Linked DNA regions of Homo sapiens: regions 1 and 3 are each linked to region 2. A link is a contact called in ENCODE Hi-C or POLR2A ChIA-PET data. All regions are on one chromosome and are shown on one strand. The core of a region is the stretch at or near the end of the contact, and the rest is flanking DNA. Distances in the headings are between cores, read along the strand shown.

The links. Hi-C counts contacts between places; a loop is a spot of excess contacts on that map. ChIA-PET counts read pairs that join two places held with the same protein, here RNA polymerase II (POLR2A). Pooled maps may share reads with other maps.
Region 1: a loop to region 2 is called in a map of PC-9, with 6 times the contacts of the local background. The contact joins two enhancer-like sites. A Hi-C loop is called at or near these places in 2 of 168 maps with a recorded cell type or tissue (PC-3 and PC-9) and 1 of 50 pooled maps. POLR2A ChIA-PET finds 5 or more read pairs at or near these places in 1 of 52 experiments (K562).
Region 3: a map of PC-9 shows a loop between it and region 2 (6-fold over the local background). The contact joins two enhancer-like sites. A Hi-C loop is called at or near these places in 5 of 168 maps with a recorded cell type or tissue (HepG2, PC-9, aorta and 2 more) and 5 of 50 pooled maps.

Annotation. Positions count from the first base shown.
Region 1 is chr7:132,115,474-132,119,999 of GRCh38, reverse strand. No RefSeq gene overlaps it. Among named protein-coding and RNA genes, the nearest start is that of PLXNA4-AS2, 140 kb to the left of the region's middle. Within about 2 kb of position 2,624, at least 3 of the 41 ENCODE cell types and tissues checked have a DNase peak (open chromatin) inside an H3K27ac peak, as active enhancers do; they include PC-9, where a contact is called at or near this core.
Region 2 is chr7:132,065,216-132,069,746 of GRCh38, reverse strand. No RefSeq gene overlaps it. Among named protein-coding and RNA genes, the nearest start is that of PLXNA4-AS2, 190 kb to the left of the region's middle. Within about 2 kb of position 2,891, at least 16 of the 41 ENCODE cell types and tissues checked have a DNase peak (open chromatin) inside an H3K27ac peak, as active enhancers do; they include PC-9, where a contact is called at or near this core.
Region 3 is chr7:132,028,323-132,032,396 of GRCh38, reverse strand. No RefSeq gene overlaps it. Among named protein-coding and RNA genes, the nearest start is that of PLXNA4-AS2, 230 kb to the left of the region's middle. Within about 2 kb of position 1,361, at least 5 of the 41 ENCODE cell types and tissues checked have a DNase peak (open chromatin) inside an H3K27ac peak, as active enhancers do; they include PC-9, where a contact is called at or near this core.

The DNA.
Region 1 (4,526 bases), core at 1,375-3,874, 51 kb before region 2:
GCCACCAGATGACACCATGGTTGTGTAGTATGAGTAAAAAATAAAACTTTGCTGCTTTAAGTCACTAAGGTATGAGGCTGTTTGTTACTGCTGCATAGCCAAGACTATCCTGACTGCTATAAGGTACAAGGGATTTAACCTAACAGGTGGCCCCTCAGTTCATAATTAATGTATGAAATATCATATTTCACCTACAAAGAAGTATTCTTTTGGCCGAAAGCCTTCTTTAAAAAATACACTATTGACTATTTACACTCAATATGAATCATTTTGTGGAAGGTCCTAATTTTCCTGAACTAGCTTTGGGACAGATTAGGGAAGAAAGCAAAGACTAAAAAGAAGCAGAGGTGGAAAAAAGGCAGTGCAAATCTACAGAGTTAGGACAGAAGGAAGTATAAGGAGGGGAAGTATCAGAGGAGAGAAATGGGGAGGATTTAAAGGGTGAGAGTAAGGACCTGCCTTTTGCTAACTCTGTGCCAGGCATGTGCTGCCTGGTTCCCACACCACCTGCTGTGGTGAAGAGTTTTCAGGCCCAAGTGAAAGTCATGGCATTCACATCCCACAGTGCCCTGGGAGAAACTATTTATTATCTAGGAATGAATGCAACCAAGGTTGTTTAAAAATATAACCTGTAGTTTTCTATATGCCTTGGTTTTGATCAATGATCAATTTACCAGGAAAGCAGAGAACTCATCCTCAGGGGATACACACCATATTCTCAGCACTGGTCCTTGATCAAGATAGCAGCTCCCTTCGAAGCCATAAACGACAGCTTCTTGTGATGCCTAGAAGGATGCTGGCTGATTCTAATGAAGGCTTGATGATCCCTCTAAGATGCAGGAGAGGAAGAAGTCATGCTCCTCATGCACCTACACGCAGAAGAGAGGTCCTTCTTATCCCTACTCCACATCCAAGTCCAGACCAGACCAGCCACTATATCACTCACCTTCCAAGTTCCTGCTCATTACCTACTTAAGCCTCTCCAAACTCCAGCAATTCAGAGGCAGGGCTTGGGGGAGAAAGAAACAGAGGCCCTGGGAGAGGTGGCTGGCAGGTCAGTAGGGATGTGTGCTCCCCCTGATTCATTAGGATCACATCCCTCACCATAGGAAACATCCTGTTTCCTTAACAAAAAAGGGCATTGGCTGTGCTGAACTGCCCCAACTCCACAGTACCCTGCCAATCCTTCCTTCTGCTTTGGTTTGCCTGCTGTTTTGTGAATTTCTGTGGGCAAGGCAGGGTGGAGATGCCACTGACTCAGAGCTGTGAGAGCAGCCCCCCTGGGCAGACAGCTAGGACTTCTACCCCTAGGACCCGTTCTCCATCCTCCTTTTGTATCTGGAACATACTCTCTACACAGTGTGATGGTGAAGACCACGGCCTGGTTCAAACTCTGCCCTTCTCTGGCCAGCTTTTACCTGGAGTTCCCAACTGTCTCTAAATCGTGGCTTCCTCACCTGTAAAGATGAGAATAATAATGCAGGGCTGCTGAGGGTATCCTCATACAGCTCTCGTGAGGATCAAGTGAGGCAAGGATTACAAAGCACTTAGAGCAGGTCCTGCCATCCTGTAAGTTTGTGACAGATGGTAGCTTTTACTATTGGGTAGCAGGCTTCTGAAAACTCTACATATGATCTCTCTAACCCTTGCTGATGGGACAACTCCAAGCACATAGTAGTTGCCCTATAAATGTTTTTTAAATGAACGGGTAAAGTAGGTACAAGAATTTCTCAACTGCCCAAGTCTTGAAATACACATGTAGATAGAACACAGCTTTCCAAAGAGTACAAAAATAGATAACTAAAATTTATAAGGGCCTGAGTTCCCCCTAAAAGCAGAAGTGAGACAAGGGGTTGTGAGCAGGGGGCTTATTTTGGGAAGCAGTCCTGAGGAACAGGAGTGGAAGGTAGGGAAGTGAGGACAAGCCAGTTCAAGGGGATATTTTCAAGCTGGCCCTCGCTGTGGGGGACCAGGACTCTGACCCCTCTTGGACCCTCTAGTAATGTAGAAGCCACCTCAGAAACCATCCACTGGCTCCCACTCCCCACTGCAGAAAGTTTGCCGTGGGCTGTTTATTCCTCACACTTCTAAGTTTGCAAGTGAGTTGGAAAAGCTGAGTGGTTTCCCCCAGGCACCCCCTGCCCTCCATGTAGAAGCAGAGGAGCCCCGGGGGAAGAGGCAAGGGGAGCGCAGTGTCCCTGAAGCAGACACTATCAGGCTCCACGTGCATGCCACCTGGTTGCTGTGGCAACAGCTGGGGTGGAAAGGTGGGTCAAGAGGGTATGCGGCCGAGTGCAAGGAAGTCTACAATACAATATGTGATCCTTTAAAACCCTTCATTCTAGATCAGTAAGATTAAAGTCATTTCAAAAACTATTGTTTTGGGTTTTTTTTTTTTTTTTTTGTTAGGAGTCCCCAGTTCTTTTCTTCTACCTCCTCATTTTTCCACTATTTTCATCACCGGCTACAGTGATTGCCTTTTCTCCTCCTTTCCATTATTCACAACAAAGCCAAGTTTTTGTTCCACCTTGAAAGTTATGACATATGGGAGATAAGTAAAGGATGTCGAGGTGACCCTGAGTCATGGATGCTGGTGAGGGCTGGACAAGCCCATTGGTTCTGTGACTCATCAAATTCACACATGACTTCTGGGGTGGGATGTGATACTATTTAACCTTTCCCAGCACTGTCTGCCTTTCTCGGCTTTGCCATCTAATTAGCACCTTATCTTGGGTGGCCTTAGCCTTTCATTGCCAGTAATGCACCACTTAGCACTTTATTTTAATAGAATCAATGCTGATATGTATGTAATAATTTTATCCCCTAATAATTTCACCTTTTTATGTCCTGTCTCCTTAACTCAGAAATAGACCAGGTCTTCTATTTCTTTGATTCTGAACTCAATGCTGGATACACAGTAATTAGATAAATGCTCAAGTTTTACATGAACTGTGTATGTCTTTATTACTCATTCAAACATGTCAGCCCATTAACAAAACTCCTGCAGGGTTGAAATAATTATGAAATCCAGTTATTTATATTTTTACCAACTTTCAGTCATGTATAAGGCATAGATTTCACTCCCCCTGCCCCACTAATTTTATTGCTTTGAAGGTATATTTGCCAAGGTACAAGGATGGAACAAAGTTTATTTAAATATAAGCATTTGATGTCTAGGCCTCCATTCATACCCTCACCCTCTGCAGCTCTGCAAATGTTAGGGCTGGTCTGACTGTGATTCAAGGTCTCCATGCACAACATGAGGAAATATCTGTACTTAATGAGCTTTTTCTTGACTTAGAATCTCCTTCTCTGTCTCTTGGCAGGATGACACCTAGCCCATCTAGGAAGAGGGTTAACATTTCCAGTTTTTCAGGGTCATCAGTTCTTTCTACAATATTCAGTGCATAGGAATTCATGCAGTGAATCATGATTTACTTTATGGAAAAACATCTCCTGAACTAGATAAGATCAACAGCCTCGGGCCATCAGTATTTGAACCTTAGGAGAGCTTTCAGAGACCCACCCTCCCTTGCAAAAGTGCAGCTTACTCATTTATCTCTGCAGCCCCCTCATCACCTAGGTTCCAAATATATAAATGGATAGGCCTGCCCAACCAAACGTCATCGACCATTGTTTTCTTTATAGCACTGGACCACAGGACCAGGTATGTAAAGAAGATCATGTAATAAAATCAAGCTGATACTGAAGGCAAGTTTTCCTAAGTGATCTTAGTCTGCTGTAGTCTATCAATTAAAAAAAAATTAGGTCCCTTAGAAAATGGGATGTTAAGATACTTGGAAGAGATAAAGAAGACAATACAAGTGCTGAGTGGGATTGTAAACCCTGATTTCCAATAACCCATGCCCAAGAGTCATCACCTCCCAGGACATGAAGGGATTTCCTCAGAGAAATGATGTCTGTGTCACTCACATACATTACTGGCATTCAATTCTCAGGATCCAGTTCTAGTCTATAGTTACCATTATTATACCCATTTTATAGATAAATATACTGAGGCTTAAAACAGTAATTGGACAAATGGAAAGTGATAGAGATCAAAGAGCGGGGATGTAAGCCCAGGTTTCTCTGATTCCAAAACCTACACACTTAATGACTGTGCTGAACTACGACAAACACTGAACAAGTCTCTCTCTCTGTCTCTATTTCTCTCTCTCTCTCTTACTGATGGATAGATTATCATAATAGTGTTACTGGAAAGGGGTCCCAATCCACACCCCAAGATAGGGTTCTTGGATCTTGTGCAAGAAAGCATTCAGGGCAAATCCCTATAGTGAAAGCAAGTTTATTAGGAAAGTAAAAGAATAAAGAATGGCTACTCCAAAGACAGAGCAGCCCTGAGGGCTGCTGTTTGCCGATTTTTATGGTTATTTCTTGATGATATGCTAAACAAGGAGTGGATTATTGATGCCTCCCCCTTTCAGACCATATAGGGTAACTTCCTGACGTTGCCATGGCATTTGTAAACTGTCATGGTGCTGATGGGAGTGTAGCAGTGAGGGCGA
Region 2 (4,531 bases), core at 1,642-4,141:
AGAAAAGGTCACTCAATCAGGAACTTTGCTTCACTAGAATAAGGAAAGGATATGGTCTCAGACCCAGGAAGGCCAGTGCAGTCAGACAGAGGTGCAAGGAGAACTACAGGTGCAAGTGTCACTAGGCCAGGTGGTACTGATTTCACCAAGGCTCTATTTGCAGCTACAAAAGAAGACCCCAAACTCTGTCCCTCCTGTCATCCGAGCCAACCTGCTGTTCTTTTAACAGAAGCATTTTGCTGCCTTCCTCTCCTCCTTCCAAAAAACCTCACAAATATGTTGTGTGAAATATCAGAACTAATTAGACCAAATGGTGTTCGTATCTGTCACTGGTTTTTCTCGGGGGAGAGCTGCCTGTGTCGTGGAGGGAGATTTTATTAACTAATTAAGGACAGTATTTAGGGGGGAGTATTTCCCTGATCCTGTAGGAAAGGATGGGAGGACTGGAGAGGGCTCTTGGATGGGCCAATTAAGAAAAACCAAGAATAGAGATAAAGACACAGAGAGAGCAGACCCAGAAGATGGTGTGGGACAGAGGCAGGAACAAGATGGAGATAGCATGGCAGGAAGTGAGTTCCACAGTTCTCCTTACAGTCAAAACAGGACACTTTGCACATAAGTGCATTTACCATTCCAACCATAAAGTACTATAGGAAGGAGGAGGCAGTTTGTCCACAGTCAGAATTTAGTTGTTAATGCTACTGTTATACAACCAAGAGCAGAGACCACATCTTATTTTCTTAATATTTCTCAGCTCTCAGGAGAATATGTAGTATTGGTAGTTACCCAAACATTTGGACTGGAATACAGTAGATGAAGAAGAGGAAACATTTGCATGAGACTAATTTATGCTGGAGACAATCTAGGACCTTTTGATATGTTTTTTCTCTTTGAGGAATATCTGAATAGAAGTAACAGAAAAAGAACTGAAGGATGCTGAAGGATAAAGAAGACTCCAGAGGAACTTCTGCCTTCATAAATTCAGAATACTATCACTTGAAAAACGGAATGGATTAATTCCAGGAGATCAAACTAGGATTAATTGGTGGAAGGTATCAGGAGGGAGACATTGATCCAAAGTAAAGAAGAACGTTTTAATTATTAGAACTATTCAAGAAATGAAACAGGCTATCTGGTGAGAAGGAAGGGGGTGGGTTGGCACCCATCTTCCTGCATCTTAGACCCAAGGCTATGGGGCAACAATCAGAGGTGCTTGAAAGGAATTTCTGCAGTGGGAGGAATGTTTAAGTTCCCTTAAACATTGGGATTCAATGAACCTGGTAGATTTTGAGCTGTAGCAGGCTGCATTTCAGTTGCATACGATGAAGAGTATTCTCCCTGCAGAAGCAATAGGGCAAGGTGCTGAGAAAGTCTGAAATCTTCTTCATGTAGAAGTCTTTAGAAATGGGAAGAGGCAAAACAGGAATCCTTCTGGGAATATCTGGGTGTTTCATGGCCCACGTACAAGGTGGGGGGTACAGGTGCATAGGAACACCAAGAGTTCTGCCTCATTCTCACTCCCTTTGCAACACCCACTGTTACAAGGCAAAGGCATCATTTGGGAGAGCTGAGGAGCCAAAGACACGTTTTGTTCAATGGCTCTGATTTGCCCTTGTCCACACTTTGGCCGTGGTCTCTTCCCATGCATCTACCCAGGCCTGTGTCTCTGGTCCTGAGAGAACCTTCTGATCCTTCCACTGATCCCCAGACCAATCTGAATTCAGTGGCGAGCTCTGAATCAGCACAGAAAAATGGATGATTCTTGAGGAGGGAGAGAGGACGAGGGGGAGGCAGCCTGAGGTAGTGCTAAAATCGTGGGTCAGCCTCTGCATGGTCTGGGCTCCATGTCTAGCTCTGCCACTCACTAGGTATGTGGGACTTCACTGGCCTCAGTTCACTCATCTATAAAGAACATGAGGCCAGGCACAGTGGTTCACACCTGTAATCCTAGCACTTTGGGAAGCCAAGGCTGGCAGATCCCTTGAGGCCTGGAGTTCAAGACCAGCCTGGCCAACATAGTGAAACCCTGTATCTACTAAAAAGACCAAAAAAAATTAGCCAGGTGTAGTGGTGCAGCTATAGTCAGTCCCAGCTATTTGGGAGGATGAGGCAGGAGAATTGCTTGAACCTGGGAGGTGGAGGTTGCAGTGAGCTGAGATCACGCCACTGCACTCCAGCTTGAGTGACAGAGCAAGACTTTGTCTCAAAAACTAAAATAAAATAAAGGAGATGATACTGCTACTTAGCTCATATGACTGGTGTGAGCACAATATGAATTCCTATCCCAAAATAACAGCTAGGAGGTGAATGCCGTTCATAGTGAGTACTTGGTGAGTGGTCTGGTCCAGGACAGCCCTTGCATTCTGTCCTTGAAACTGACACCCACTGCCCTTGAAGGGGAAAAAGGAGAGCCATAGTATTCAAGGACAGCAGTAAGACCTCCATCAAGTGGCTGAAATGCTGTGTGTACAGGACCGTGCAGGGAGTGGCAACAGTTCAAACAAACCGAATTTTAAAGAAGAAACCAGAACAGGGAGTGATCGCAGGAAGACCAGAGCCAAATTTTCCCTGGGAATTGGGGGTGTCTGCATGCCATTTATTTGATGACTGTCCCTTGCCGAGGGGTCGCCTGGCTGCTCCACCGTGGGCGGCCGAGGAGGCTCCTGCTGGGCTCCACTCTGGCTGCTCTGAGGGCCCAATGCAGCCATCTCCCTGGGCTCTTTGCCAGTAACGGTTTTTCTCCTAAGAACTTTTAAGCACCTCCAAGACAGACTTTGTAACTCATATAATGGATGGGAGAGCTGAGACAGGCAGCTTCAACTTGCTCAAAGTCACAGCGTGAGTCTGCATTGGGCCTGAGGCCAGAACTTCCACTCCGCATGCTGTCCCGAGGTTCCCCCGCCAGGACCCTGCTCCCGTCTGCCTGTCTGCTTCACCGCCACCCCCAACATGCATTTCTCCAGTCTAATAAGGCTGCCCCTGCTCTTTGGCTCTGCTTACTTTAATATACACATAGATTACAGCTACATTAAAGGAGCCTGCAAATACCAAAGCAGAACTAAAGCAATTATTATAATGCAGCCTTAACAGCAGCTGTAATGAGACAGAATTAAAAATGTGCCAGCATAATCACAATTCACTGTTCCCAACGACCTTCCAGAACCGCTTTCATTTGGAAAGTAACATCCAGTCCTGAACTGTCAGATGGAAGGGAAAAATTCAATTGTGCCTCCCCGTGTGGCCAGGTCCCTGGCTACCAGTACTAGCTCTTCCATACAAAGGCATCTGTCCCCCTGGCCTGTGCTATGTGGTATTAGCCATTTGCTCAGTGGGGCACAGGGGGAAGGCTGGGTGCTCCTTTGATGGTACCAAGGCTGGCTTATTTCTCTCCTTCTTTGTCACTGGATCTGCCTGTTACACACTGGAGCGAATTCCAGTCTGATCCCCATGGTGCCTGGCTCATGGCATGCACTATGTGTTACAGACAATACCAGTTCACACTTAATATTATTTCCGCTGATCCCCACAATAACCCTGAAAGGCTGGCTCTATCATTTTCCCTATTTTATGACCAAATAAACAAAGACTTATGGAAGGTAAATAACCACTCAAAACCACACCTAGTGGGCAGAAAAGCCAGGACTCCAATCCCTGTCTTCAGACTCCAGACCACAAATTCTTATCCTGATTTTATGGAGCTGATATTCTAATAGAAGGAAAAGAGAAATCAATTTGAATTGGTCTTACATGACTTCATTTTGATGCAAGGGGCAAGGCAGGGGAGGGGAAAGTGGAGGGTGAAATGAGGGAAGGAGACAGAAAGCACAGCCTGCCTGGAGAGGCCATTCCTGCCAGTGAGTCATGGGCATCCACATAGCAGAAGCGTTTAATCATCTTTCTTTCTCTGGTTCAGAGGAGAGAACAGAAATAAGAAGGCAAAGTGCCCGGAAATGAAGGAGCCAGTGGGGGAGGATGTAGAGAAGGGAGGGGCTCCCCTCCCCGAGGATGCTCAGGAGGAAACACTCATACTCAGCGATTTTGCCCAGCCTGCCCCAAGACCAAACCAAGCCTCTGGTTCCTCCACCAAAGGCAAACCTGGCCATGCCCTTCAGAGCATGCTCAGTTCCCTCAAGAGGCAGAGATGGGGAAGTTCCCAGCACTTTATTAGCGCTTGCTTTGCCAGAATTGCCTTAACATCTCTCCATGTGAGATAGTTTCCATCTCACCCAGCTGGACCAGGAGCAGGCACAGGGAAGACAAGTGAGGAAGAGGAGACAGCTCCTCTATCTTCCTCCCAGCCAAGCTAGGCCGTGACTCTGGGCAGCCAGCCTTTCTTCTTCCCCAAGCTGCAGGCAGGTGGAACCCTACAGCACTGGTGCTGAGGGCGATGACCTGAGAATTCTGGCTCTAGAAGCCCCACAGCCTCGAATGCCTTCTGATGTGTTGCTCTAATGTTGGGAGGTCAGAATGTCTTTAACCAGCCAGCCTGGGCCTCCAGAGAGGGTCTTGAGCCCCAACCTTCAACAACTAC
Region 3 (4,074 bases), core at 112-2,611, 36 kb after region 2:
AACTACCATCAGAGTGAACAGGCAACCTACAGAATGGGAGAAAATTTTTGCAATCTACTCATCTGACAAAGGGCTAATATCCAGAATCTACAATGAACTCAAACAAATTTACAAGAAAAAAACAAACAACCCCATCAAAAAGTGGGCAAAGGACATGAACAGACACTTCTCAAAAGAAGGCATTTATGCAGCCAAAAAACACATGAAAAAATGCTCTTCATCACAGGCCATCAGAGAAATGCAAATCAAAACCACAATGAGATACCATCTCACACCAGTTAGAATGGCAATCATTAAAAAGTCAGGAAACAACAGGTGCTGGAGAGGATGTGGAGAAATAGGAACACTTTTACACTGTTGGTGGGACTGTAAACTAGTTCAACCATTGTGAAAGTCAGTGTGGCTATTCCTCAGGGATCTAGAACTAGAAATACCATTTGACCCAGCCATCCCATTACTGGGTATATACCCAAAGGACTATAAATCATGCTGCTATAAAGACACATGCACACATATGTTTATTGTGGCACTATTCACAATAGCAAAGACTTGGAACCAACCCAAATGCCCAACAATGATAGACTGGATTAAGAAAATGTGGCACATATATACGATGGAATACTATGCAGCCATAAAAAATGATGAGTTCATGTCCTTTGTAGGGACATGGATGAAATTGGAAATCATCATTCTCAGTAAACTATCAGAAGGACAAAAAACCAAACACCACATATTCTCACTCATAGGTAGGAATTGAACAATGAGAACACATGGACACAGGAAGGGGAACATCACACTCTGGGGACTGTTGTGGGGTGGGGGGAGGGGGGAGGGATAGCTTTAGGAGATATACCTAATGCTAATTGATGAGTTAATGGGTGCAGCACACCAGCATGGCACATGTATACATATGTAACTAACCTGCACATTGTGCACATGTACCCTAAAACTTAAAGTATAATAGTAATAAAAAAAAAAGAAAAGAAAAACTCTGTCCCATCATCCAAGAGAGTTTGAGAAGCACAGATCTAGTTGCAATCCACTGCTCCAAGAATTGGCATCTAAGACACCAGGCTGTGGACTAGCTGTTTTTTTTCATAGGCATTCTGAGAAACAGCAAGAATAAGAGGCAGGGAGAGAGAGAAAGAGAGAGACAGTAGAAGAGGGAAAGGAGAAAGAGCGAGGCAGGCTGATGGACAGAGAAAAAGTACCTCCTTCCGGTATAGCCTCTTTCACCTGAAACTGGAAATTCCACATTCCAATACAGTGATACTAAATCTAATCCTTTCTGACACCCTTTCCTAAGATTATGGTTATGGAGCAAGTCAAAATGAAGGGAGTACACTGACAACACATCCTCTCTGGGTGGCTGCCCACCTAGAATGACCCAGAGCAGAGAACAACCATGCCCAACACTGAAAACACATCCTCATGGACAGCCACTCTCCTAGCACAGCCTGGCTGCTCCAGCACCCTCTCTCCTCCATGCTTCTAGTCTAGATGTTCTTGCTTCTTTAAGAATTTAAAAAGAGACCATAATCCAAACCTCTGCTATAATTCCCACTGAGCAAAACCTCCTGCAGAAATTTTTCAGCTCAGGCAGCATACCCAGTGATTAAGAACAAAGGCATCACAGTCAAACATACTTGAGTTTGAGTTCTGGCTCCTGCTCTCCCTGCCTAGGTGACTTTGGGCACACCACTGACTTCATTAAAGCTTCAGTGTCTGCATCTATAAAATAGAGATAACAATGCCTAATATTTACTGAGTGTTATACCATATGCTTGATATTGGCTACCTGCTTTATCTGGAAAATCTCAAATAAATAATTTTATGAGATAGATACATCTATCCCCATTTTTCAGGTGAGGAAACCGAGGCTTTGAGAGGGTAATAACTTGCCAAGTTTACACAGTGAGTAAAAATCAGGACTCATTATTATGCACTCTGCTTCCCAGTGCTGTTTAATTAATATAAGATACCACCATACTATCTAATTCATAGGATGGCTGTGAAGATAAGATAATGCATTTATCACAATGCTTTGCTAGATAGTCGTTGCTATTGCTTTTGACATTCTTTTCCTAGGGCTATCTTGGGGCCTCTGAAAGTCCCTCAGCTTCAAGGCTACAACCTAGGGCAGCAAAAACTTGGCAGGCTCCAGAAGGAACTGAGCCAGGGCTTTCTTGGCAAGTGGCCCAGCCTGCACACCCTTCAATAGTCCAGGGTCTCCTATAAATATGCCAACACCAAATCACAGGCTCAGAAGCAAATCTCAATAGTTACTCAATTTCAGGCTCGAAAGCACTTTTCATCTTGCACTTTTAACATCAGCTAAAAAGTTCTCCCAGGTTCCCTGCTTCTGGATCCTTCCATTGAATCTTTTTAAATGCTGAGCCCCTCTCCGCAGAATATCGTTAAATGTCAACTATGAAAAGAGGGGAGTAGAGCCAAAGGGTAGGGAAGAAATCTGGGGAGATTGCCTGACTCTCGTAAGTATTTATTCCCACTTGGTGAGTCAGTGTTTGAGCCAGAACTCTCCCCTGGGCTTCCCAAGGAGGATTTTCGATGCTAGGTGATGGGAAGGCTGAATGCCAACTTCTTCCCAGCCATGCCCTTGAAAACCCTTGGAAACCTCAGACCTTGCTAATAGGTTCAGGGCTGACTCTATGTTGAGCAAGGTGACCTTGTTGTCTCTAATCCATACACTATACAGCAGAGTAAGTATTATTATTCTCACTTTAGAGATAAAGAAACTGAGGCTAGAGGTGTTAAGTCACTGGCCTAGGGCCATACGGCCAATGAGCCAGAACTTGAGCCAGGTCTATTTAGCACTGGTGTCTGAGCTGTTTCTCTCCAAAGGCCCTGCGATTTCTCCCACTGGGACAGGACCCTAGACCTCTAATAGGACTGAGATGCCTTTCCTCCAACCTCTTTCCTGGTCACCTGGACCAGCATATCATCATATGGTCCTCATGAATTCTAACCTCTGCACACCACCCTATCTGAGTGGAAGTGGGCTCCTTTCATGATTTCCTTTTTTTTTTTTTTTTTTTTTTTTTTTTTTTTTTTTTTTTTTTTGAGATGGAGTCTTGCTCTGTTGCCCAGGCTGGAGTGCAATGGTGCAATCTGAGCTCACCGCAACCTCCGCCTCCCAGGTTCAAGCAATTCTCCTGCTTCAGCCTCCCGAGTAGCTGGGATTACAGGCGCCCAACACCATGCTCAGCTAATTTTTGTATTTTTCAGTAGAGACAGGGTTTCACCATGTTGGTCAGGCTGGTCTCGAACTCCTGATGTCAGGTGTTCCACCTGCCTCAGCACTTGGCCACAATTTCCTCTTTCAATTTCATTTATTTTATTTCTAAGGTGGTTATATGGAGAGGAAAAGATAATCTCATTCACTAGGCTGATGCAGGGTGATTGGAGCCCTTGTTTATGAGGTTTTTAGCAGTTTCCCAATTTATCAAAGGGACTCATGTCAAAACCTGTTGGAGGTACCCTCAGTATAGCTTCGTTCTAGGTTTACAGGACTTGAGAGACATTGAGTGGGAAAGGGTCATATCCCTCATCCCTCAGGGGTCAGTGAAAGGAACATGGCGATGAGATGAGACACAGTCAGTCTAAGTCTCCAGGTAATTGTTTTCCATGTCAATGACGGCACAGTGACTCATGGTGCCACCTGCATCAGAATCTCCTTGAGGGCTTGCTAAAGCAGACTGTGGGGCCACGGCCCATCTCTAAATCACAATGCAATCTGCAACAGAGTTCAGGAAAAGTCCTAGGCTCCAGGCGATTCTGATTGGGCAAGTTGCCCAACCTCTTGTGCTTCAGTTATCTTATATTGTAAATTAAGAATAATAATAGTACCTAGCTCCTAAGATGCTGAAAAGAGAGAGAGAAAGTGCTTATCTGTGGGAGCAAAAGTGTTCTAAGCATCTCTGCTTCAGAGCCCTCCAATCCAAAGTTTCACTATAGTCCCTAGATGTAGTAAGTATTTAAGTGACTTGGTTTGCTACTGCAAGCTGGGAAAATGGTAAAAACTAACTGATGATGTCATTACAGCTGAAGAAGACA